Regions from separate parts of the Homo sapiens genome. Here all the other regions are linked to region 1. Evidence: chromatin loops called from intact Hi-C (ENCODE). Cell type or tissue: ascending aorta. All regions are shown on one strand.

Region 1 (8,000 bases):
AACAAAAAAAAAACTTTTACCTCCAATTACCATAAGGGAGCACAGGAAATTCACTACTGCTGAAAGCAACACAATTTGTGACCATAAACTACAGAACGGTGGGGGAAAAGCCATCATTTTAAATAATAGGTCCCAAGTCTGACTTAGGGGCGAGTGGAGAGCATTTGGCGTCTCAAATTACTTTAACAGGGGGCCCTGTCATATCCCATGGAAAGGACACTCCGGTCTCCCCTCCACCCTCTAATCCTTCTTTCTTAAAGGAACACTCAGCAAGATAATGAATCCTTTAAATGTTACATCTTCTGTCGTGCATTATTGTGGTGCCGAAACTCTTCACATCAAACAGTCATCAGGACTATTACAAAGTGGGCTTATAAGAGAGGGGCTGAAAAGGAGCTGTGTGAAAAGAAGTGGAAAATTAAAGCTGAAGCAGTCGAAGAAAGGGCTTAATTTACTGGCATGTACAGTATGCAAATGAGATTACTCTCAGCTTAACTGCATCATTTATGTCCATAATAACGGCATCATCATTACAGGGCTCAAATTAAATTACACCATAATTAGCATATCAAAGTGATTGGTTAAAGTTTAAAACAAATACCCAATTTTGTTAATGAACAGCTGTAATTGTCATGTACACTTCAGTGAAAACTCTCTAAACAAATATATGTTTTAGAAGAGAGGAAGATTTTTTTTTAAGCAGACAGGTCTGTAGCAGAGGTAAATTGCCTAAAAAAAGAATGACATGGACTATTCTATTAATGTTAATATATGCTGATCATTTTCAGGTAATAAAACATTCTATCAAAACAAGGCTTCGCTTATATTTAGACACCTTCCCTGCTCTTGAAAGTGACAAACCACCAGAAACCTGCTTCTACTTGCAGCAATGATAACAATGCAGGGGTGACCTGTCTCGAACAAGCAAAGGACATGTTCGGTAACATGCTATTACTAACCCCCCATATTCATTTAAAAGACATTCGTGTTCAAATCGTGCTGAGTCAAAGCTGATTTTTTTCCTCATTCCAGCCCAAAGAGGGAAGAGTGACAGAAAACTTGCTGCACCTATGGCATAGACCAGAACGCTCCTAAGCTGATGCCCTGATAACATATTAGACAGCCTCCAACTCAATTTCTCCTCATCGAATCATAGCTACACAGCAGTTTGAAACACACAGCTGCACTAGGGAAGTTTGCTCTTCCATCATTAAAATACATCAGGAGGTACAGCTAGCTATTGTCAATTTTGGCTGGAATCAGCATGCACACAAATTTCGTATATGTGAAACCAGACACTAATAATAAGCTTGTTTCCAAACCTTTTTGTTATAACCATTTAATGTCAGAAGAGTTTCTATACAAAAAGATTTGTCAATAATCTGGAGGCTCACATGTGAAAAAGCTTTCCGCCTAAGATTGTCCCATTTCTTAACAACGTACCCCATATGTCCTCTGAGACAACTGTGAGGGTACATCGCTGTGATACACAGCATGGCAAGCCAAAATATATTTTGCCCAAAAAGGAAAAAAAAAAAAAAAAGCACTTTCAAATATACTTAACAAGCAAATTGAATGTCTTATTAAAATCGTATTATCTAAACAGTGTTCAAAAATTTAAAGAAAGTAGCTTTTCATTTTATTCATCGAAGAATCCATTAAAGCTTAGGCTCTGAAGTAGTATGTAAATTATGTGCCTTTCAAGGTAGAGCTAGGGCAAATTCACTCCATCAACTAATGATGAACCTCATTATGTGCAGGGAGGATTCATAATGAGGAAAGAGCCACCCGCCATTCCATGTTCTAACATAAATCCCTGTAAAATTTGAATATCTCCCCGTCTAATTAAAGGCTACTAATTCCAATCACCCCCTCCATGGCCCCAAAGTAAAAATAAACCTCTCTAAAAGCACAGACTACAGTTATATTTCTAAAGCAGTACTCGATCCTGTTTGGACTCAGAACCTTCCACTCAGATGTGTTTTTCGACAAGCATAATTAGCAGCTTTCTAAGATAGAAACTTAGGGGCTGCTCAAGCTCATTTTGGTTAAATACACTGAATTTCTATTTTTCAAAGAGCTTCACCTTGACAGGGCTACAGTGCATGCACAGAGATGATCCGCAGCCAAGAAACCAACAGGAATGTGCGAGCACAGTCATAACGTAAAATAAAATTCTTAGCACTCGAGTCCCGTGCTGAAGCTGAGATGTTCAGAAAAAGCCAAGCACTGTGGCATGAACCCGAGATTGCATTTGGACAGGGATGTATTCAAATCTGCTTGGGAATGACATACTTGATTCTGGAACAAACTGCTCACTTTTAACGTGGTTTGAACTAATGAACAAGTACGTCCCAGCATCTATAAGCCAAAGAACTATTCCCTCTTCTAATCACCAACTTTGATTTTTTTTAACTGAAAACTGTAGAAAGAAAATACATCGTTGCCAAACATATTTATTATGATTAATAGCCTGTAATATCCCTCACCAAGGCTTAATTTGCACTTGTTTTCAATTATGAAGCTGCACCACTCTAGTCCAGTCCCCTTTTCAGGTGGAGATGAATTTCTTGTGGTCTTTACTCTTTCTATTGTATTGCCACCCAGCAAGGCACAATTAGTTAAAAACAGTAAACCTCCACCTTGGCTCCAACAGAGCACCAGATTACACAAAATTAGAGAAGAAAATAATTGAGAAATAAGTGAAGGTGTCCAAGGAATTAAAGCAATTAGACCAAAGGGGAAAAGAAAAAGTACATAGCCAGTCACCCAAACACACCTTCACATTAAAATTTAAAAGAAAAGAAAAAAGTCCTAAATCTGTTATTTAATTTTGATAAACTCAATACAGTCCCTCATCAGGGAATCTTAGCTGCTGCCATAAATTCAAGCATCCCCAAATGTCTGAAACCCCAGTTTGGTAATAAAATGTACACATCAGTGTTACACCAGTGTGGATTATCCAAACCTAACGAGTCCATTCTACTAAAGATGCTGCCGCTACTTTAAGTTGCATAAAAATAAACTCCACTACATAAAAGCTGCCACAGTGCGTGCGCTCTCATCCCTCGGCTCCAAGCATGATCTCTCCCCCCTCTTTTAGGTCAGCCACTCATGCATTAGGAAGACATCCCTCCCAAAATAACTTGGCCCTCCCCCCGAAGCACAGAGTTGAGCAACCTACCTTTGTTCTGGAGTTGCAGATAATAACAGGCAAGCCTCAAGACCATGAGGATTTGGAAAAGATCAGGAGAGTTGAAAAAGGGAAAAAAAAAAAAATAGAAGAAGAAAAAGAAAAAGAAATACGCCCAAGTAGAGAAGAATTGGAAGAAACAGCAGGAAAAGGCTTCTAATGAAACTGTTGTGGCTGCCACAGATCGGGGGTGTTTTCAGCAGTGTTTACACCACACCAGTGAGTACACACCTCTGCTACATCTCATCCACAACTGGTGGCATTTTTTTTTTCTGAATCCATGCATGACAATTAAAAGCACTGCACCTCTCTGTTTGGGAGGGGGACCACAAAAGACCTCCGCAATATTTCTTTACAATGTCTATATCACTGATGAGCATTAGTTTGAGTGACAAAGGTCCCAGGCTAAATCAACATTCTTACCTTAATGTTCCTAGTAAAAGGCTCCAGGAAACATAACTCATGAGATATGTATGCAAAGATATGTCTCAAGGAATTAATCCAGAGCCCTCAGATGAAGTGAGGGGGGAAAAAAAAAAAAGGAAAAAAGAAAAAAAGAAAAGGCAGTGGCTTACATTTCCAAACAAACGCAGCTCAGCCTGGGGAAGCGATGGCATAAAAACAGGTTTGCATATACAGAGCTCAGTGGCAGAAGCGAGAGTTCCGTAGGATTTATTTGACACTTATTTTCCGGGAAGCCTTTTGTGGAGTTGTACCGTTTGTTTCTTATTGTCTGAGAAGCAGTTAGGAGCTTTCTCCCGGAGGGGGCCTCTCAACCCCTGGCTTGGCCTCCTCTGACGGGGAGGTAACCATATTAGGATGTGTATGGTAAAGTAAACAATAACATAGTTGCAATGAAATGGAATTTTTTTTTCTCCAGCTAATGGTGTTGGGGTCAGTCCTGTCTTTTCAGCCATTCCTACTAATTTTGTTTCCTAGTTCAAACAGGCCCTCCTCCTCCTTTTTTTTTTCAAGTGTTAGCTGTTTCCAAATATCTGACTGTAAATTTGCTAAGAATGTTTGCAATGTAAGAAAAGGCTTTTAACATCCAAATAAAGACCGTGCCAGTTTAATCATTAAAAGGGATGTGAATTTTCAATCCCTTGCAGAGATACAAGCCTTCTCTACCCACCCACCCCCTCCCCATCTTTCTCTGAAGGTTAAAATTACTTGGTCATTTAGAAGTACCTGCTAAATAAATCAGATTTTTAAAGAACAAGACCGTTACCTTCATAAAAATTCCTCATTCACATACTGTGTCACTGAGTGAAGAGTCTTAACCATTCATGCACCTGAAAATTTATTACCTGAAATTTCTAGGATGGTTACTTTTACATGATAAAGCTCTTTCCCACCTCCTCCAATCACCACCCCCCCCACCCACAAATAAACAAAAAGCATAAAATACTGTTGTCAAATCATCCTTTAGAAATTAGCTAATAAAATAAAAAATATTATGAAGAATGAGTTCCCAAAATGTTACATTTTTAAGAAAAGTTCTGCAGGTCCAAAGACAACAATAAAAAGTAAGGCTGCTTTCTTGCCATGATCACTTAGTACGAAAACCACCCCCCCCCCACCACAAAGCAGTGAGTGAAACATCCCACTCAAAGGTCAGGGCTAGGCTGATAAGGAGGGTAACAATGCTGATGGGGACCACAGAGAACTAATCTGGAGGCAGCTGAGCAGCAGCGAGCCAGCTCTGGCCCCGACGCTGAGAAGGCTTCCATATCTTTATTCCCTAGGTGAGAGCCGTGGCTGCTCTTGAAAGCAGTTTCCCCATGAGATCAGCCAAAATGAGGGTGCTTCGGTAGCGGCCAGCCCTCGGTGTGCAAGGACGGGAGGACAGGGACAGTGATGCTGCCTGCGAGAACCCGAGAAACCTTCTGTGTACCAGGCATCGAGGCAAAACATGTGCCATGAGCAAAAGGGCACAGGCAGGGGGATAAATGATACATGTAATTAAGAATGAAGCCAGGCTGATCTAGCAAATAAAATGCATGTGGCCCTGGTGAAACTTCCAAAGCTCAGAAAGAGTTCCTCCCTAGCCTGGAACCTCTGGGCTGCCCTCTAAACTGCCTTGGTTCTTATCAGATCCATATCGTACAGAAACCTAAAACCCCTGCAACTCATGTTTTATTAAAACATGTTTAGCATTCTTTTTAAAGATAGGTTTTAACCCCAAATACCCATGAAATTAAATCTCCTATGCCACTTATCTGCACTGCTGGGCAAAAACTAAAGTTGAGCTAAACAGAGAGATAGCAAAATCAATAAATCACACGAAACAAGTAGCAGTTCAAAAGTTCAAAGATATGATGGCCAGTTCAGCGCGTCTTAGCACTCACCCAATAATAACTCGTCTCCGTCACTCTTCATCGTATAGACAATTTCATGGCATCATTTTCATTAGCCTGTCTCAGAGAAAATTGCTAGCTATTTATGTATACGCTCAAATAAATTAGCCATTTCATCGAGCAATGTGATTCTTATAAAATACATTAACACAATACTCGATTTTCCAGTTGCAGTAAATAAATAAATCAATACATTCAATACAGGGTGATTCTTTCACTGTGGCGCTACAGCTCTCAGCATAAGTGTTTTTATTGGGTTTATTTGTTTCAATAAAAATTGAAATGGGCCAGTGATCTCAGTGCTAGCATCTTAAAAAAAAAATCCATCCAATATTGGGGAAAGTATTGTGCAGAACATTCAAACTTATAATTTTATTCAAGAATCATTTTCATTATGTATTATTCCACAACCTGGTTCTGTTGGAAAATTTCACAAAGGGAAAGGGGGAAATCCTGCCAGGTGTTTGACTCTGGTGGCGTTTCTGTGCTGCAGACCCCAGTCTGAGGGTGATGCTTCTGAGAGACAGCAGCACTTGGCTGAGCTGCGACCTTCTGCCTGGAATGTGCCTCTTCCCTGGGCAGGGAGAAACGACAATGGGACAAGTGCCAGATGGCCTCCTCTGTCACACCTTACGGAATGCCATTGATTGTGGCTCAGAGAAGGCCATTTATTCCAACCTCTGGGGGAAAGACCGGGGTATCATGACTGCAGGGAAGAAGAGAGAGGTGTGCTGCTGCTGTAAATAAAATCAGGCCGAGGGCCTGCGAGCGACTTTGGTGGCGAAATCAAGACACACCAGGCAGGAGATTTTCTCCAAGTCACTAGCACAATGAAAAGGGAAATATGGTAGTGGATATCTGTTGTTTTTGTCTGCCCAACATCCATGCTCCCCTTTCTCTGATGACACTAGCCTGATTTTTCTTTTGGGGAAACGCCCATTCTCCACTCTCAGTCCTAATGGTTCACAGGAGGCTGATGCATCTCTCAGCTCCAGAGGGTGGAGCCATAACCCAAGTCTGACCAATCAGTGAGTTCTGCTCTGCCAGCAACACTGATTGGCTGATGGATGGACATGTCCCAAGAATGATACTCAACTACTAGCATTCCATAGGAACTATTGGGAGACAGAAAGGCTGTCCTTCTGCTGGCTTGCTAAACTTTTAAATGCATGAATCGGGCTTGCCTCCACAAAAAGAGAGCTGGCTGAACAGAGGCCAGGACACAGCGGCAAGAAGGTGAGCACAATAGCAAGACAGATTCCTAACAATGCTCACAGAGAACAGGCCTCCTCTTGGACTTGTCAATTACACAAGCCAATTAAATTCCCTTATTTGCTTAGCCAGCTGGAGTTGGCTTTGGGTCATTTGCAACCATAAGGTGCCACACAGGAGCCCAAAATAGATAGTGTTCTATATGTAGCTCTCCTACTCTACAATATATGTTAGCCTTTATGGGAAAGCAAACCAACTAAGCACACACAAATCAATTAACTCTCATAACTAATATTCAAAATCTGTAGGATCTCGTGTTTCCTATGTAATTAACCAGTTCATCAGCCATGCTCTCTTCCTGCTAATAATGGAGTTGGAAAAAGAAGTCAGGACCCACAGTCAGAAAGAACTCAAGATGATCTCAAAGCAAACTAAACTGGAGGTCTAAAAAAATCCAGCATGGCCAGGCACGGTGGCTCACGCCTGTAATCCCAGCACTTTGGGAGGCCGAGGCAGGTGGATCACGAGCTCAGGAGTTCAAGACCAGCCTGACCAACATGGTGAAACCCTGTCTCTACTAAAAATACAAAAATTAGCCAGGCATAGTGGCGCGCACATGTAATCCCAGCTACTCGGGTGGCTGAGGCAGGAGAATCGCTTGAACCTGGCAGGCGGAGCTTGCAGTGAGCCGAGATTGCACCACTGCACCCCAGCTTGGGCAACAGAGCAAGACGTCATCTCAAAAAAAAAAAAAAAAAATTCAGCATGAAGTCGAATACAAACTTAAGAAGTTCCTCTCCAGGCTCCTCATAGTTATGGTTCAGTCAGGGATGGACCAACCTATGAGATTAGGGGAATGGCCAGCTGGTTCACACAATAGGCCTCAGGCCTGGTGTGGAGTCCTTAGTCTTGTGGTCACTGATCACAAAAAAGCCAGTGGGAAGGGTAGGAAGGAGAAAGAGCTGCATTGGTCATTGAAACAAGGCCAACACAAACTTCCCAGCCCCAGCACTTTCTGAATCCTTTTGTGTAGAATTTCTGCAGATGCTGGAAACCCAGGAGGAACCAAAGTGAACATCCTAATTTAGCATTGGAGGAAAGAAAATAACTGAATGGAGTTTAGAGTCATGTGGATGCCAGAGGCCATAGGCAAGCTAGAAACAATATAGTAAGAATATTTAAGCTGGGATGGAGTGGGCAGGGTCCTGGCGCCTGCCTGGCATTTAGCCCTGGCTCCA
Region 2 (8,000 bases), 250 kb before region 1:
AGTTCAAGACAGTTGGGCATAGGGGACACATAACGATTACTTCTGTAAAAGAAGTGGGAAATATATCCCCTAAAGATAAAGGGATAGTCAAGAGAACAGCTGTGGCATTTAGGGAAGATGGAGAAGAGATTAATATGAGAGAGAGAGAGGAGAGAGGGAGAGAATACAGTTTAATTTCAATACTTTGGTACATCATTTGTCCAAAATAATGCCTTAGATTTAAGGAGGGACTCATTAGTTCTGTCACATAATTAACCTTAAATCCTTTAAAAATAAAGTTTTTTAAAGTCAAATTATTCCCAAATAAAAAAACAAATATAGTTTATCTATTTAAATACAGTTATTTTCTAAGGAAGAAGGGGGACAGGGGTCGGGGATTGTGGAAAGATGGAGAAAAGGGAAACCGTACAAAAGGGAGAAGGGAAAAAGCTTTCAGCTTATCCCTACTGGATGACTCAGTCTCCAGCCATATCACATTTGATTTTTTTTTTCTTTTTATTCCCTTGTGGTTCAGGGAGGAATAAATTAAGAAAGAAAGAAAAAAACAGCCGTACAGTGTTAGCATTTATCTTTCAACAAACAGGAAATGAAAATGATACCATATTAGGAGCCACTTGATGGTATTCCTCCTCTGTTCTTTAGTAAGTTATTGAACAGCCAAACTAAAAGATTCTCTGAACACATAATGCTAAAGGAATTTAGTTTTCCAAAGAGGCTTAGAACAATTAAAATGTTGGGAATGCTATTTTTCTGCCATTATTATTATTTTTTTTAAAATGTAAGTATCCTAAGCTTTTTGATGTCAAATACTCAGACTTTTTAAGAAATGTTTTGTTTTAAAGTTATCAAAGGCCAGAAGGAATTAAGAAATCAGTTGTATTTTTCTTAAAAACAAGCAGTAGTCTGTCATGCTGAACAATACAAATTAAAGGGTGAGAGGTGATATTTACTGAAGTCTGCTGAATATTAATTGTGACTTAATTTGGGGGTAAACGTTGTTGATGTAGCAATTATACCTTGTACCACTAAGTGTGGTATAAGGAAAATCCAAATCCTGGGCATTTAAAGGAAACATCTTCTCCATATTTCCATCCAAATGTCTACCAAACTGATCTTTTACTGGTCAGCCAAAGGTAGCAACACTACATTGCAAACACATACCTAGAATTTGTATACACAGCCACTTTCATAAACCCTGGAAGTAACTGCCATCGGAAACATTTTCATATTTTTCCATGAGCACATTGCTTAGAATTCATCGTCAATTCTGAGAGTTATCCAGGAACCTCAATTGTACCACCCTAGTTCTGCTTTTCTAAAAGATGGACAAGGTTACACAAAAAGGCAAAAATCTAACTTTTTGGTTTTGTTTGGTTAGTGAAAACTAATGTGTAGTATCATACTCTTGAATGAGTTTTAGACTTTAAATCAATTACAGCTCTAACACAAACTGTTTTAACAATTACAGAAAGAAACCCGCCAAATTCAGTTTTTCTTTTTTTTAGGCAAAAAGGCTAAACATTCACACCTATTGAAACCACATCCTGTCTACAATGTCTGTCTTGCATTTATAATACTAACTGCTCCTTCCAAAAGCTTTCACATTCTTTATTACTTTTTATGCCATCATCCCATGAGCTCACCATCCCCATCAATTTTCACGGCATCCTTTCATTATTAAAATATGAGGATACAAACATTTAATATTAGCAAGCATATTCCAGCATTTCCTCTTAAACTATGAATTCCATGAAAAGCAAAGAAAAGGAGGTTGAGACATTCAATCCGAAGGCCCACTAAAATTTGGTTGGCAAATTAAAGAGAAAATTTGTGTTGAAATATCAGAGAAGAGAATTACTCTCTAAAAGACTTTCCCAGTGGGTATGGAATGAGTATCTAGCATAAAGGAAATGACAACGGCCTAAACATTAGAGGGAGCTGCTTGTGCAGGGGTCATTTTAATCTACTGAATTTGTTCAACCATTCTGTAGAACGATGGCAGGGTGAAAACGGTTAAGGATGTGGACACAACAATCACACTGTGCTGTGTTCAAATCCTGGCTCAGTGACTCAGCACATTATGTAACCTTTTTAATTACCAAGTTTCTCCTTCTAAATACGGAATGATCATCTCTGAACTCTGAAGGGGTGTTCTGAAGATCAGATGAGGTCTTGCACATAACAAGCTTAGCAAAATGACTAGTGCTTTATGAATGCTCAACAACTTTCTAATTTTTTTTTTTTTTTTTAAGAAAAGTGAAATCGGTCCAGTGTATTTAAACTACTGGCTGAGTATATGTTTGAAATCTGGATCTGCCTAACAGGGGTTCAATGGAGTTTGCAGTTGGGCTAACTGGGAAGGGAAATAATTTTGATCGTTTAAAGAATGGAACAGAAAGCAAAGGAAAGATGAAGCCCACTTCCTATCAATTTGTCTCAGGTTCTTACTGTATCTTCCCCTCATCTTGGGCAAATATTTTTCTACCCTTTGGCCGAAATAGGTCATCTCCTCTTCTATTAGCCATGGCCTCAAATTAGGTTTAAGACAGTCTGGGCTGTGAAAGATCAGAATTTGTGTATTGCACCCGAGCCACTGATAACTGCCAAAGGCTAGGAGTTCCATTCAACATCCTCAAAGATACAAACTAAGATTAATCTTAAACTCATTATTTTAACAGAGAAAAGGGAACACGGTTTGGGGTTCATTTAACATCACCATTTTCTATGTTGTCAGGAGGACTAATCATTTTAAGGCCAATTTGGCAGTTCTCACTCGTGAGAAACAAAACTCTGCTGAAATAAATGAAGGGCTTTGTATGTGTAAAAATGCTAGACTTCTTGAGGACAGATGAGAAGAAAGGGCCAAGACACTCCTTTGATTTAACAGAGGTAAAGGCTACTGTGGCTATTTCAAATCCATTAATCCTATTCTGTTTTATAATTGGGGAAACTGAGGTTTGCAAGGTAAACATATCTGAGGTCAGGGAACTGGGAAGGGGCAGAAATAAGACTAGGGTCCCAGTTGTATGATGCTTGGTCTGAGTTTCCCACACTAGTGTGATTCTAAGAATCACCTGGGACAATAACTCAAATCATAGGTCTTAGTCTCCCTCCCTGCTCTCATGCTGAACTACTGTTCCTAGAGTTAGACGGGATTTTAAATTATGAAAAGAAGGTGTCTTTTCAAAGAATCTCCATGGAAGGGGGGCACATGGAGTTTTAAGAGGCACCTAAATGAATGCATGAGTTCAGATTATCCCATACAATGATGATCTCCAAGTGAAACGACTGCGGTCTCACCTAAACATGCTGGAGCCAACACTCCAACAGTGAGGCTTGGAAGTAGGTATTTTTAAATAAGGACCCCAAGTGTCCAAGTTTAATCAAGTTAAGTGAGAGACACTACTTTCTGCCACGGACTGAGAAGGCCTTAAACAGTGGCTGTATACGTTTCCTCAGTAGTTTCGTATACAATGATGATCCAAAGAGATTAACCCGATGTGGCCCAAGCATATCCAGTTACTTAGGCAGGGTATATCCAGTTACTTAGGCAGGGTATATCCAATAACACAGGTCTCTGACGTACATATGATGAAAAGAAGAAAAACAAGGGGGAGAAAAAGCAGTGACTAGAAGGAGCAGAACTCAAATTACTCTACCAAACTGAGCATTTATCAATTATTTTTGACCCACCTTGTCAAACTATGGCTTCAGAACTTAGTACCAGTGAAAAACTTTTAAATGAGTTCTTTCACACCAACTACCGCATTCAGGTGGTGGGCAATATATGGCTCATTGCACCCCAATCGAAGAATTTCCCTACTTTTATTGTACTCTGTCACCATCTTAACGTTCCTTACATGTTATTATTAAAGACTCTCTTGACATTTAAAGCAGACGCACACTAATACTAAGTCATAGTCTAGGAATTCTAATGCTCCCAGAGTAAGGCAGGATTTTAAATTATGAAAAATAAGTGTCGTGGTTTTCACAGAAGGACATGGAAGTGAGAAACCCAGAGACTCTCTCTCTTCTTTTTCTTGGCTCCAGTTACAAAGCACTGGCAATATGGAACTACCGTGCTGTTAGGACCTCTCTTTCCCCGACGTGCTCAGGGCTTGTGCAGGGCATATCAGGAGGCTCTGTGAGGCCGCTAGTATAGGAACTGTCCTGAGTATTGCCTCAAACAGGGTTAGACAGGGCCAAAGGGGGATACATTACAGATAATAAATTTGCTAAAGTCTAGGAGGCTGGTGTGATTACAAATAGCACCACTAATGGTACAGTAATCACATGTAAAGTTCGTACGGTAATTGATTTGTGTTAGGATTAATGTCTCCCTCTGCTACTGAAACTTGTGCACTTTTCTCCCTGCTGACATTTTCTTAGAGCTTACAATTCCTGGTGTAGATGATTTGGGAGATGTTGGAGTGATCCCAGTGTCACCGGACTCCAGCCTTGCCTTGCTACCATGGAATGCCCAGGACAGAGCTCCGCAAGGCAGAGTGGCATGGCCCCCAAAGCCGGGTTTTAAAACCAGTTCCTGCGTAGAGCCCAGCTGGGCCACAATGATCCTCTGGGTGGAAGCGTTAAGGCAGGATCCCACAATAAAAGGAGCACAGGCTACAAAGGCTGGGTTAACCTCCTGGGCTCTGCCCTTATTCGCCATTGGCATTAAACAAGTTAATCAGACCTCCTAAACTTCAGTTTCCTCATCTGGGAGGGATCCCTGCAAATTATTTCTTTGACTCTAAGAGGCCAGTGATAGTTAAAATAACCATGGATTTAGTAATACCTTCTCAAAGAATGAGAAGAAACATTACATTAAACACACTCATTAAATGTAAGACATATATTGATTTCCAAATGTTATATTTTTCTTTTAAAAAGTGACTCCTACCTGGGCACACTGGCCTGTAATCCCAGCACTCTGGGAGGCCGAGGCAGGCGGATCCCTTGAGCTCAGGAATTTGAGATCATGCTGGCCAACATGATGAAACCTGTCTCTACTAAAAATACAAAAATTAGCAGGGCATGGTGGCACATGCCTATAGTCCCAGCTACTTGGGAGACTGAGTCAGGAGAATCGCTTGAACCCGGGAGGTGGAAGTTGCAGTGAGCCGAGATCCTGCCACCTACACTCCAGCCTGGGCAACAGAGCAAAACTCCGTCTCAAAAGAAGAAAAAGAAAAAGAAAAAGAAAAAGAAAAAGAAAAAGAAAAAAAAGTGACTCTTAGAATCAAGGAAATAGGGTGGTGTGTACTCACAGAGGGACTGTGGGGATTCCAAGAAATTCGGGACATAAGGCACCTAGGACAGTGCCCTGGCATACAGCAGGAGCTCAACAGCTGGCCAGTCAAATGGTTTCCAAGCCAGATGAAATAATTACAAGCAGAAGATGGGGCATTCAATAGCTCTCTCCCACAGCTAGTGGAGTAGGGTGACCCAACTCCTCCCAGCTTGCCCAGGACTCTTCCAGTTTTGAAACTGAAAATCCCAACTCCCAGGAATCCCTTCAGTCCAAGAAAGTAAACTGGGACAGTTGGTCACCCTATTTCGTGTTAAACAGACAGATTAATTTTAAGAGCAATATATCCTTCCACTATCCTTTCTTCCTTATCCTACAATCTAGGCAACGTCTTCCATGGCTCCCTTGGCCTGGAATGTCCTTGCCAACAACCCTTTCCACTGTCACCTTCCCCAATCCCTCACCCCTTGCTTTTAGAAACTCTGCCTGGCAGGGAAGTTAAAGGCATCCTGGTCTTACCCTACTAGGTTGTGTATTACGGGAAGAGGCCACACCACCTTACTATCTGTATCCAGTGCTCCCTATATAATAGGTGCTTGGTAAGTAGTGACTGAATGGAATAAAATCATTAAAGAATACAAGGTACACACACCTCCACCCCCGTCGCCTGCCAGGCAGATCAACCTTGGTTTGGTTGATTCCTTTTTCCCTTGCCTGCTTTCAATATTCATTTTAAAGGGCCTAGAGGCTGAGGGGTTGTAGGGAGCCTGTCCTGAACCTGCCCCGATGACACATGATGAAAACATCAGGACATCTTCATCCATCAGAAAAAATATACAGCAGTTTAGCAATGTCACATGATCACAGAACAAATTAAAACCACTACATGTGATCAGAAATATGTATCTGTACCACTGTCTCAGCTTCCTAAGTGAAGTCAATTCTGTCAGATGTTTTTTGTATTTTTTTTTTTTCTGTCTGTGAAATCAGATGGTTTCCCCTTTTCCCCAAACGGAATTAAAATCCAACCACCACTGCAACTTTTTGTGACATCTCTTCTTTAGCTTAGAGGCTGGAAGAGTTCATATGAATGTCCCACCTAAGAGGACCCAAGTAATCTGGATTCATATGAATTTAAATCCCTAGGCCCACGGCCGGTGGACAGTGGGGGCCCAATATCGCGGAAGCTTCAAGTGTTTCCTTACAATCCTGGCCATGGCATTTCTCAGTGGGGAGTTCTTATCCTCAACAACTTTCTAGTTCCTGTGTCTCTGTCCCTCTGTCATGGTGGGGGTGGAGGGAAGACTGCACATTTCATAACCTGTATAAGATTATGTATACTGATTATGGGAACTTTGCTCCATTCCATTTCTAACTCATCTCATCTGTACATCATTCCAAAAGAATCTGTCAAAAAAGAACAGATGAAATCTTACTGCATTCCCTGATTTCAAAAAGCCATGTATGTCATCGACCCAAATGATTTTTATGGTGTCTGTCTCACTGTTAGGTGTCTATGTGTATAGTATAAGGAACTCACACACCTCTCAGGGTTTACACTTTTAGATCCCAGTTAATAGCTGGGGTCCACTGGTAAAATGTTTAAAAATTATAACTGTCTTTGCAATAATGAAATGCAGTAGGAAATGTTTGAAAAGGCTCAGAAGGCCCACTGAGATGTCTTCTTGACTCTTCTCCAAATAAGACCAGTAGAAGGTTGCAACAAGAGAATGGAATTAACCAACCCTTCCCTGTTAACAAGCTCTACATAAACATTCTTTCTACCGCTAAGAAAACATTCACCATATATTTTTACATCTTTCAACAATAATTTAACAAACATAGATGTACCTTGCCTTTTGTAATTGGTATTTCTATTGAAACTGTGGTTTCGTAAATCAAGTCATATTTTATTTTATGATTATTAATTTTCTTGAGATGGAGTTTTGCTCTTATTGCCCAGGCTGCAATGCAATGGCGCAATCTCGGGTCACTGCAACCTCCACCTCCCAGGTTCAAGCAATTCTCCTGCCTCAGCCGCCTGTGTAGCTGGGATTACAGGCATGTATCACTGTGCCTGGCTAATTTTGTGTTTTTAGAGATGGGGTAATCTCCATGTTGGTCAGGCTGGTCTCGAACTCCCGACCTTAGGTGATCTGCCCGCCTCAGCCTTCCAAAGTGCTGGTATTACAGGCGTGAGCCACCACGCCTGCCCGGCCTCAAGTCATATTTTAAATACACAGGGACAGGACAGCTGTCATGCACAGTGCTGATTAGACAGTCTAAATCAGTCTCCACAACCCATTGTCTTTATTTCTGCCCAGCTTCCTGAAATCTCACCAGTACAGCCTTGAAAGCTTTTCAGTTTAATTCAAGTTTGGTATTGTACAGATAGCTCTGTGAAGGGGAACATCTCCAGCCACTATCCCCTATGGCTAACAGTAGTTATTTTGGAAAAATTGCATCTTTTTCTTTAGGGAGGTTTGTCTGATAGATCAGAGACACAAGGGCCTTCCATTTTGGGTGAAAGTTTTCTGGGGTTTAGATTCAAGGAGGCTGTCTAGGTACACAGCACTTAAGTGACCTTCACCAGCTTTGGTTGCTTCTACAGCTACTGTGCCCTCTGAATTGTCCTGTGGAATCCTTTTATGATGACCCTCTAGGTTAGACATCCTGAACCTCCATCGATGTATATGGTAAGATTCAATCTGAGCTTACTGGGTTTGCTTTTACGATGGGGCACATGTGTGGT
Region 3 (8,000 bases), 72 kb before region 1:
TATTTCAGTTACTTTAGGTTTTCAACATTAGGCTCCTTAATTACTGGCTAAAAAATTACTGGCAAAAAAAAAAAAAAAAGATTTTTTGCTCAGATATGTAATTCAAATAACAAGCTATTTAAAGAGTAGATAAGAAGAAGGCTCTTCTATTTTGGTTCATTTTACGCACAATTTTGCAACCTCCATCATATTTAGTTAAAACGATGGGATGAATCGAATGTACAAATTTAAGTTTCATGCCAATTAGCATTGAAAAAAGAAAAGATAATCACGAGATAGGCCCCATTTCCAATACTTAAACTTTGATCAAGCAGGGGGAGCTACTCCAGATAATTAATCAGCCTGCTTAATGAGAGGAGAACTGGTAATCAGCACAATCGTATTTATCTTCAGCAAACTTAGTAAATAATGAGTCTTAATCTAAAATAAAACTGTCCTAATAATACTTTCAAGGCCATATGTCTGTGTTTCTCTTTCCTATCCCTTTTGTCAAAACAAAAATCTTATATTGCTATTTAAAGTGAACTGCAAAACACTTAGCGGTATATATCACAACAATGACGCTCCCCCCACGCCCTCACTCCGTTGAGCCTAATATTTGATTACTGCTAGTCAAATCAAGCTTTCAGGCAAATAATCTCCATTTTTAAAGTTAATGAGATATGGTCATGTCGACAACAGCTTGCAGAAACTTTTAATTTTAATTCCTGCAGGCTGTGCTGGCCTCTTTTACAGCAACTACTGTATGAATGAGTCAAATTTGCCAACATGGCTTATGTAGACAAGTGCACACTAATTAAAAATACCCACTGGTATCATAATTTAAATACCATGAAAATAAACTGTGAAAGTCGCTCGGATCCAGTCTTCATGGTTTCCTTGGAGTGTGCTTCTTTTGACTATAGGATGTTTTATTGCTCGCGTATTCTTAGCTGAAAACCATTTTGCATCTTTGAGGAATTTGGGATTTTGATGTAATTATACAATTTGTGTTAATATTTGTTTCGCATAAGCTGTTAAGCAGGCCTCCCAGAACGACCACTAATTGAGAAAACCATATTGCTGAGGCATGCGGCAAATTTATACTCTTGATTCAGCGTCCATCTACAACTTCCTTCCATGGGGCCGTCTCTTTCCTCTCTGAGCTCCAGCCACAATGAATTCAAAATAAAAACACAGTTGTTTTAGTCCGTCTTTCTTTTCTTCTTTTTGTTTGAGTTTTCACTCTTTATAATATCTGTACTTTAACTGGTCTTCTTCCAAACCAGGAAGGCGGGCATGATTCTTCACCTAAAACTAACTGCAAAATGCTGCTATAACTTCTTTTCAGCCATCCATCCATCCAGCCTTCCATCCATTCATACAAATACACACTCACTTTTTTTTTTTTTTAATTTAAATAATTTTTTGGCTAGGGAATTTCTGAGTCTGCCTTTGCTGGGATAAAAGTACATTTTATACAGGGTAAAAAGTTGGCATCGTGAGGGTTAAAGCTATTTGAGGGGTTAAATATGCAATTACCGCTCACTAAAACCAGAGAGACATATAGATAAATAGAAGAAATGAAGTCCCCAGGTTCCCTTCAGAAGCCTCCATCACATTACTACCAGACAGAAACTCTTTAAGTACCATTTTCAGATGTTAAATCATTGTTCGCGCTGCACATATTTTCGCTATTCCTGGGGGAACAATATCTGAAGAGAGCGTGCTAACAAATGCAATCCCGTAAACAGGCATTTTTCCTCTTGTTGTTAGTACCTTTGTATTCCCGCTCCCGGCTCTGTCATCCATGGCTTCTCTCTGCTTTGAAGTTAAAGTACTGAATGAGCAGTGTCATCTATTATCCAGAGTGTGCATGTAGATTATAAATAAGAAATAAAAGTGACTTTCAGTACACTGCTTTTGCATTAGCAAGTTGCCTCCTCTCTTACCTCCTCTGTCCTTCATACTTGCAACCAACAATCTATTAGCAACCTGAATTTCAGGGTTTCTTTCAGAGGGAGACACAGACTGGAAAATGTGTATGTAACAACGTGAAAAGTTGTATTGACACACAGGGCTGGGGTCTGGGCCAGGCCTCTGCATTCACCTTTTCTATCTTTAACCCTATCTTACAGATGTCCTTCAGGACGTGTGTCTGGTGATGGGACCGGCTCTTCATTTACATTTTTCTGTTGACAAACAGAGTCCATGAATATTAATTATTCTGAAGTTTATTTGCAGAAAAGGCACTTTCTAATCCTTATCAATTATTTATTAAAAATCTCCCCCACCTAATAATCTCATTAACATTATTATACTAAGGCCAACAGCAAATATTCCTTTGATAAGTAACAACCCAACCTGCTATCCTTCCTGCCAAATCTCATGTAGCCTCCTTTGCTTAATCATGGATATCGTGGCTTTTGTTTTCTGGAAGCTCGAGGGTAGTCCTCCATTACTTTTTTTTTAATACAAGAAAATTCACAAACAGTGCCTTTTGTTATAAAATGAAAAGTTTCTGATACATTACACTAAAGGAAAAGAACAAAAATCTTGGAAAAATAGAATATGCCTGCTTTTTAATGCCCTGTTGGTTATGTGCAGAATTACTCAACAGAAATCCCAAGGAACTAAATCCCTGCAGTCCTACAACAACATGAAGGGTCTCGAGGGAATCCATCGGGTTTCAAAATATGTGAGAGTCTCAAAGAATGTAAAGCAAATGAAAATCGCATCCAATAATGGTGACACCTACATTTATGTAGTGTTTCATTGCTTACCAGGCATTTTGACCTATAACACTTCACTTGCTTCCTCTAATACTCCTCTGAGGTGTGCAGGGCAGTTATTATTAACCTTATTTTACAGATGAAAAAACTGAGGCTAAGCAACTGCCTAAGGTCACCAGGACAGAAGGCAGGAGGGCAGGGACTCCGAATCCTAGGTTTTCTCACCAAGAGTTTTGCATCCCACCTTGTTGATTGGTCCTGTGTTCAAAATGAGGATTTCCTTCTATCTTCCTTCCCTCTTCCTTCTGGATTCACTGTTGGTATTTTTACTTGTTGCTGGGAAATTTCGTTAGCTGCCTGGAATTCCATTTTTAAAGGGCTGCCCTGCCCACTGATTTGTGAGGTACCACCTTCCCCCAAAATTACTGAAGCGCCAATTGTCTCAAACTGAGTCTGATTTCTAGTTTACTCAGAAACTTAAGATAGGAGAAGCAACATACAGTTTCAGAGGCAAAAGTAAACTTAGAAATGAAGTCGTATCCAGAGGCTCAAAGAGTGAGTGACTTGCTTCAAATCACAGGGTAAGTTACAGCAGCAACACTCAGGCTGGCTGAAACCTCTATCAACATTCTCAGATTTTTCGCAAGAGCCCATGCATTTTGCAAACTTGAGAGATTGCTTTTTTTTCCCTATTGGTCCAGAGGTCACCTTTTTTCCCCCTCTACTGAAAGTTTCTCATCTATTGCCTAAGAAAATGAGTCAGTATCCCTAAAGATTTCTGAAAAATCATCATAGTTGGATAGGAATAATCAGCCAGTAAGATATTTCATGAGACTGTCTCAACCCCAGTCTCCATTCTCTTCTCCTCACCATCACTACCCAATCAGCCTGACTCTATTCACAAAATTTCTAGAATGGGAACTGCCTCAATTTAGAAAAAAAAGAAAAAATTCACACACACACACACACACACACACACACACACACACACTTTTTGCCTTAGTTCTTGCCCTGCATAAAAAGTCCTGCAAGCATAGGATAGCATGATCTTCTGATGCAACATATTAGCTGTCATACATTAGTAAAACCATACATTAGACATGGAGAAGCAGAAGGCCTAGGCCAAAGTTAAGATGCTACACATTCCAGTTAGAAATTCAGTGAAAGGCAACTTTAAAGTGAGGGTGGGGGTGTGGGTGACAATAGGCCAGTTCATGAAGACTATGAATATCTAGTAAGGAATTACCGAGGTTATCTCCTGCATGGCTGATAACAATTAGATGTGGAGATGAGGGCTGAAGTCATCTCACCAGGGATTGCTGGCATATTCTGGGAAGTCTAAGCCTCTTTCCAACAGCATTCAAGAAAACATGGGCTTGAAGTCATCAGGAAAACCACAATGAAGGAAGCTTTAAGGAATGGGAGTTGGGAAACCAACCATGGTGGGAAGGATGAAATGGGGAAGTTTTTGTTGTAATTGTTGTTGAAGAAGAAAGTGACAAAATAAAGTTACCAATCTTACAGTATCATGTGATTAGCAGGGGAACTTTACCACCCTCTACACAGAAAAAATACCCATCTATGCATGGTCTAGGAAGGGTTTTGCAAACTACTGCCCTAGTCCTCTGTTTTTGTAAGTAAAGTTTTACTAGAACACAGACAGATCCATTATTTATGTAAGATCTATAGCTGCTTTCATATGGAGTATTTGTGACAGAAAGAACAGCCTCCAAAGCCAAAAACAATTTTTTTACTACTTAAAAGAAAATTTAGAGTTTACAGATCCTTATTGTAGAAAGATTACTGTGGAGGGGGGAAAAACCCACTTCCCAATAACTGATAGTGAGAATTTAAGAGTAAGCTGGGTGCAGCGGCATGCACCTGTAGTCCCAGCTACTGGGGAGGGTGAGGCAGGAGATTTGCTTGAGCCCAGCTGCCTCTAAATAGCCACTGCACTCCAGCCTGGGCAACACGGCAAGATCCTGTCTCAAAAACAAACAAACAAACAAAGGAAACCAGGAAAACACAGACATACATGTACATAGTAATACACACATACCCTATGTATGAATTGTTGTTGTTAATAGTGTCAGTACCATAGAAATAAAATTCCTGATTTCATCCATCTTCACAGATCATGGAAGGGTCCACATCATACCCCACAAGACTGTTTCTGAATACATCAGGGGTATCCATGCAAAAGTTAATCAAAGGACAAAGCCTTTATTCTGTCTGAGCTTAGTTTCTTCATCCATAAAATGTGAGTCTGGATCATCTAAGGAATTTTAGAAATGCTATGACTCTACAGATAAGGAATAAGGAGCAAAGCGAATACACAATGTATGCACATGCATACACACACACACACACACACACACACACACACACACACACACCCCAATATACCCCAGGGTAGGAAGAGAAGGGTAGAAGAATCAAGGACACAGCAGATTGCAGGTATGACCAAGTTGGAGTACATAAATGTTTTTTTTTTTTTTTGAGATGGAGTCTCGCTCTTGTTGCCCAGACTGGAGAGCAGCGCCATGATCTCAGCTCACTGCAACCTCCGCCCCCGGGTTCAAGCCATTCTCCTGCCTCAGCCTCCCCAGTAGCTGGGATTACAAGCGCCTGCCACCACGCCTCGCTAATTTTTTGTGTTTTCAGTAGAGACGAGGTTTCACTATATTGGCCAGGCTGGTCTCGAACTCCTGACCTCGTGATCCATCCGCCTTGGCCTCCCAAAGTGCTGGGATTACAGGCTTGAGCCACCGCACCCGGCCTATTTTGGACTTTCAAAGTAGCTTGAGGGGCAAATATGTAAGCCACCCAGAAACATGCATGTACTTCATTTCTCATTCTGGGAATCAAAAGAGCTTGACTTACTTCTTTGGCCCATCAAGTGTGTCTCTTTTTTGCACTGACAACACGTATGTGGCCACGATGACACCTTCAAGGAATGGAGGCTCCCTGCCTCTCCAATAGCAGCCCCAAAACTGGGAGATTTTCAATTGATGACTTTTCTTCAAATAAGATTGCTTTTCAGCCTTTTCCACTGTTCTTTTCAAAAGCAGACCCATCAGCTTGTTTTTCAAAGGTGAGAGAGAGATAAAGACAGACTAAAAATGATCCTCTGTAGCCTAGTTAGTTGGGCTTTTGTGCTGATCCAGAATGGTGACCAACTAAGATGTTAGTGATTTCATGGTAAAGCAAGGACTCACGGACTCCGGGTAATCAGCTGACTTCATAAAATAAGCCAGGAAAGGTAAAGACTTTCCTAAACCGGAAACAAATATATGCTTTTGCTGCTAGGGAAATGTACATAGTTTGACTTGTAGGTTATGAATCTTTAAAACTCCTACCCTAAGTCCCATCATACCTCGTTTGTGAGTACTATCTTTTATTTATCGTGCTAAGCAATTGTTCTTTGTTGACTGGAGCAGTGTTCTATGTGAGCAAAGCAGGTGAGACACAGACACAGGAACACAAAATACCACTCAGGGAGCAAAGGACATTTTCTCAACAGAGCTAATCACTCTTGAAGCAAAATAATCCACTCTCCCCAGTTATTAAAATAACGAAAGTAACTGTGGCAACTTCAAAAGGACTAACTCATTAATCAGTGAAGCTGGGTGAATAATTTCCTCAAGAAACACAAGGTACCAGAAATATTTTATCCAAATACATTTTTGTTGGTCAGAATAGGGTTCAAGCCTGTTACATAATCCTAAGAAAACACAGAAGGTATTTCCCTCATCCTGTCAGTGTGTGACAGCTGTTTGGGGCACCTGGAGAAAGTCTACAGTTTAAGTCTTCGGGTTCCATGTTCCCAAACACAAGGGCAATAAAGGGGACCATGTCAAACTCAAAATAGCTGCTTTTCAGTTGTCTATAAAATACCAGTTGCAACCACCACTACTTACTTGCAATTTATTATGTGCAGCCTTATTAATAAACCCAGATTTCCGCGTTCTTAGAAGCAATACTTCCATCCCCCTGACCAGTCAAAGGAGACAGCAATCAGAAAAGTTTTCTGTGCTGGAGGTATGGTTCAGATCCTTCAGGACCCTAATGCCTTAGCTTTATTGCCTATAGCATGCTGCAAACGTCACCACCAGAGGCACTGCCGAATTTCTGCTATTTCTGGATAAAACAAAGGCCTGCTGGCTGGGCCTGGTGGCATGTGCCTGTAGCTTCACCTACTTGAGAGGCTCGGGTGGGAGGATTGCTTGAGCCCAGGAGTTCAAGGCTGCAGTGAGCTATGATTGGACTACTGTACTACTCCAGCCAGGGCAACAGAGCAAGAGGCTATCTCAAAAAAAAAAAAAAAAAAAAAAAAAAAAGAGCCGGGGGGCGGGTGCGGTGGCTCACGCCTATAATCCCAGCACTTTGGGAGGCTGATGTGGGCAGACAGCTTGAGGTCAGGAGTTCAAGACCAGCCTGGCCAACATCGTGAAACCCCATCTCTACTAAAAATACAAAAAATTAGCCGGGTGTGGTGGTGGGCGCCTGTAGTCCCAGCTACTAAGGAGTTTGAGGCAAGAGGATCAATGGAACCTGGGAGGCGGAGGTTGCAGTGAGCCGAGATCGTGCCACTGCACTCCAGCCTGGGCAACAGAGCAAGGCTTGTCTCAAAAACAAAAACAAATGAAAAAAAGGAAGAAAGAAAACAAAGGCCTTCCAATCAAAGTGTTTTAGAAACAGATGGAATCAGGCTAACTTCGGTCTGACGGTGCCAGGCTTGGGTGTTCACTGGAAGGACACACTGCAACAGGTGTGAAGCAGGACTCTCTCCCGTTGAAATGAAATGAAACCAACCTAAGTTACAAGGCGCAGTTGCTTAAGAGTAAAATTAGGTACATCTGCTACAAATAAGGGCTCCATCTGAAAATAGGAGAGGGTGGAAATGGAAAAGCTGCTGTCTATGGGAATACTTAGTATTTGCTTTCTGAACTCAGCAAGAAAAGTTGGGTTGAAGTGGAATGATTCTGAATGACAAAACATTTCAGGAAACTCAATGGGGAAGGAGAGCAGGCAAAATGGGAGAAATCCTTTCAGAATGAACTGATCATCACCACAATAAACAAACACAGTAAGAGATGCTTGAGAGCTCTGATGAAGAGCTCAGGCTCTGGAGTCGGGCAGATGTAGGGTGAAATCTGGGCTTGTCCAGTCGTAAGCTGTGTGAACGAGCGTGGGCAGCTAATTAAGTTTCTTCCTGTGTAGAACAAGTATTTTAAAAGTACTTAGCTCACAGGGTGCTTGTGAGAAGGAACTGTACTAACACAGGTA

The links. Peaks named below come from ENCODE experiments on the same cell type or tissue, not always from the same donor. Only the 100,000 strongest peaks of a DNase experiment are listed, where the experiment ranks them.
Region 2: it touches region 1 in a loop (2.7-fold over the local background); 8 of 110 quality-filtered maps call a loop at or near these places.
Region 3: it touches region 1 in a loop (2.9-fold over the local background); 9 of 110 quality-filtered maps call a loop at or near these places.

The regions. Positions count from the first base shown.
Region 1 is chr3:71,241,238-71,249,237 of GRCh38, forward strand. All of the region lies in intron 5 of FOXP1 (forkhead box P1), which reads right to left. Among named protein-coding and RNA genes, the nearest start is that of FOXP1-AS1, 45 kb to the right of the region's middle. RefSeq lists an enhancer at 30-2,196. In ascending aorta, no CTCF peak of the experiment used is centred here; DNase peaks (open chromatin) are centred at 2,224, 3,124, 3,954, 7,464 and 2 weaker places; H3K4me3 peaks cover 5,544 bases; H3K27ac peaks cover 8,000 bases.
Region 2 is chr3:70,988,821-70,996,820 of GRCh38, forward strand. All of the region lies in intron 13 of FOXP1 (forkhead box P1), which reads right to left. Among named protein-coding and RNA genes, the nearest start is that of FOXP1-AS1, 300 kb to the right of the region's middle. In ascending aorta, no CTCF peak of the experiment used is centred here; no DNase peak of the experiment used is centred here; H3K4me3 peaks cover 1,174 bases; H3K27ac peaks cover 5,850 bases.
Region 3 is chr3:71,169,721-71,177,720 of GRCh38, forward strand. The region is part of intron 6 of FOXP1 (forkhead box P1); the gene reads right to left. Among named protein-coding and RNA genes, the nearest start is that of FOXP1-AS1, 120 kb to the right of the region's middle. In ascending aorta, no CTCF peak of the experiment used is centred here; a DNase peak (open chromatin) is centred at 3,338; H3K4me3 peaks cover 1,079 bases; H3K27ac peaks cover 6,691 bases.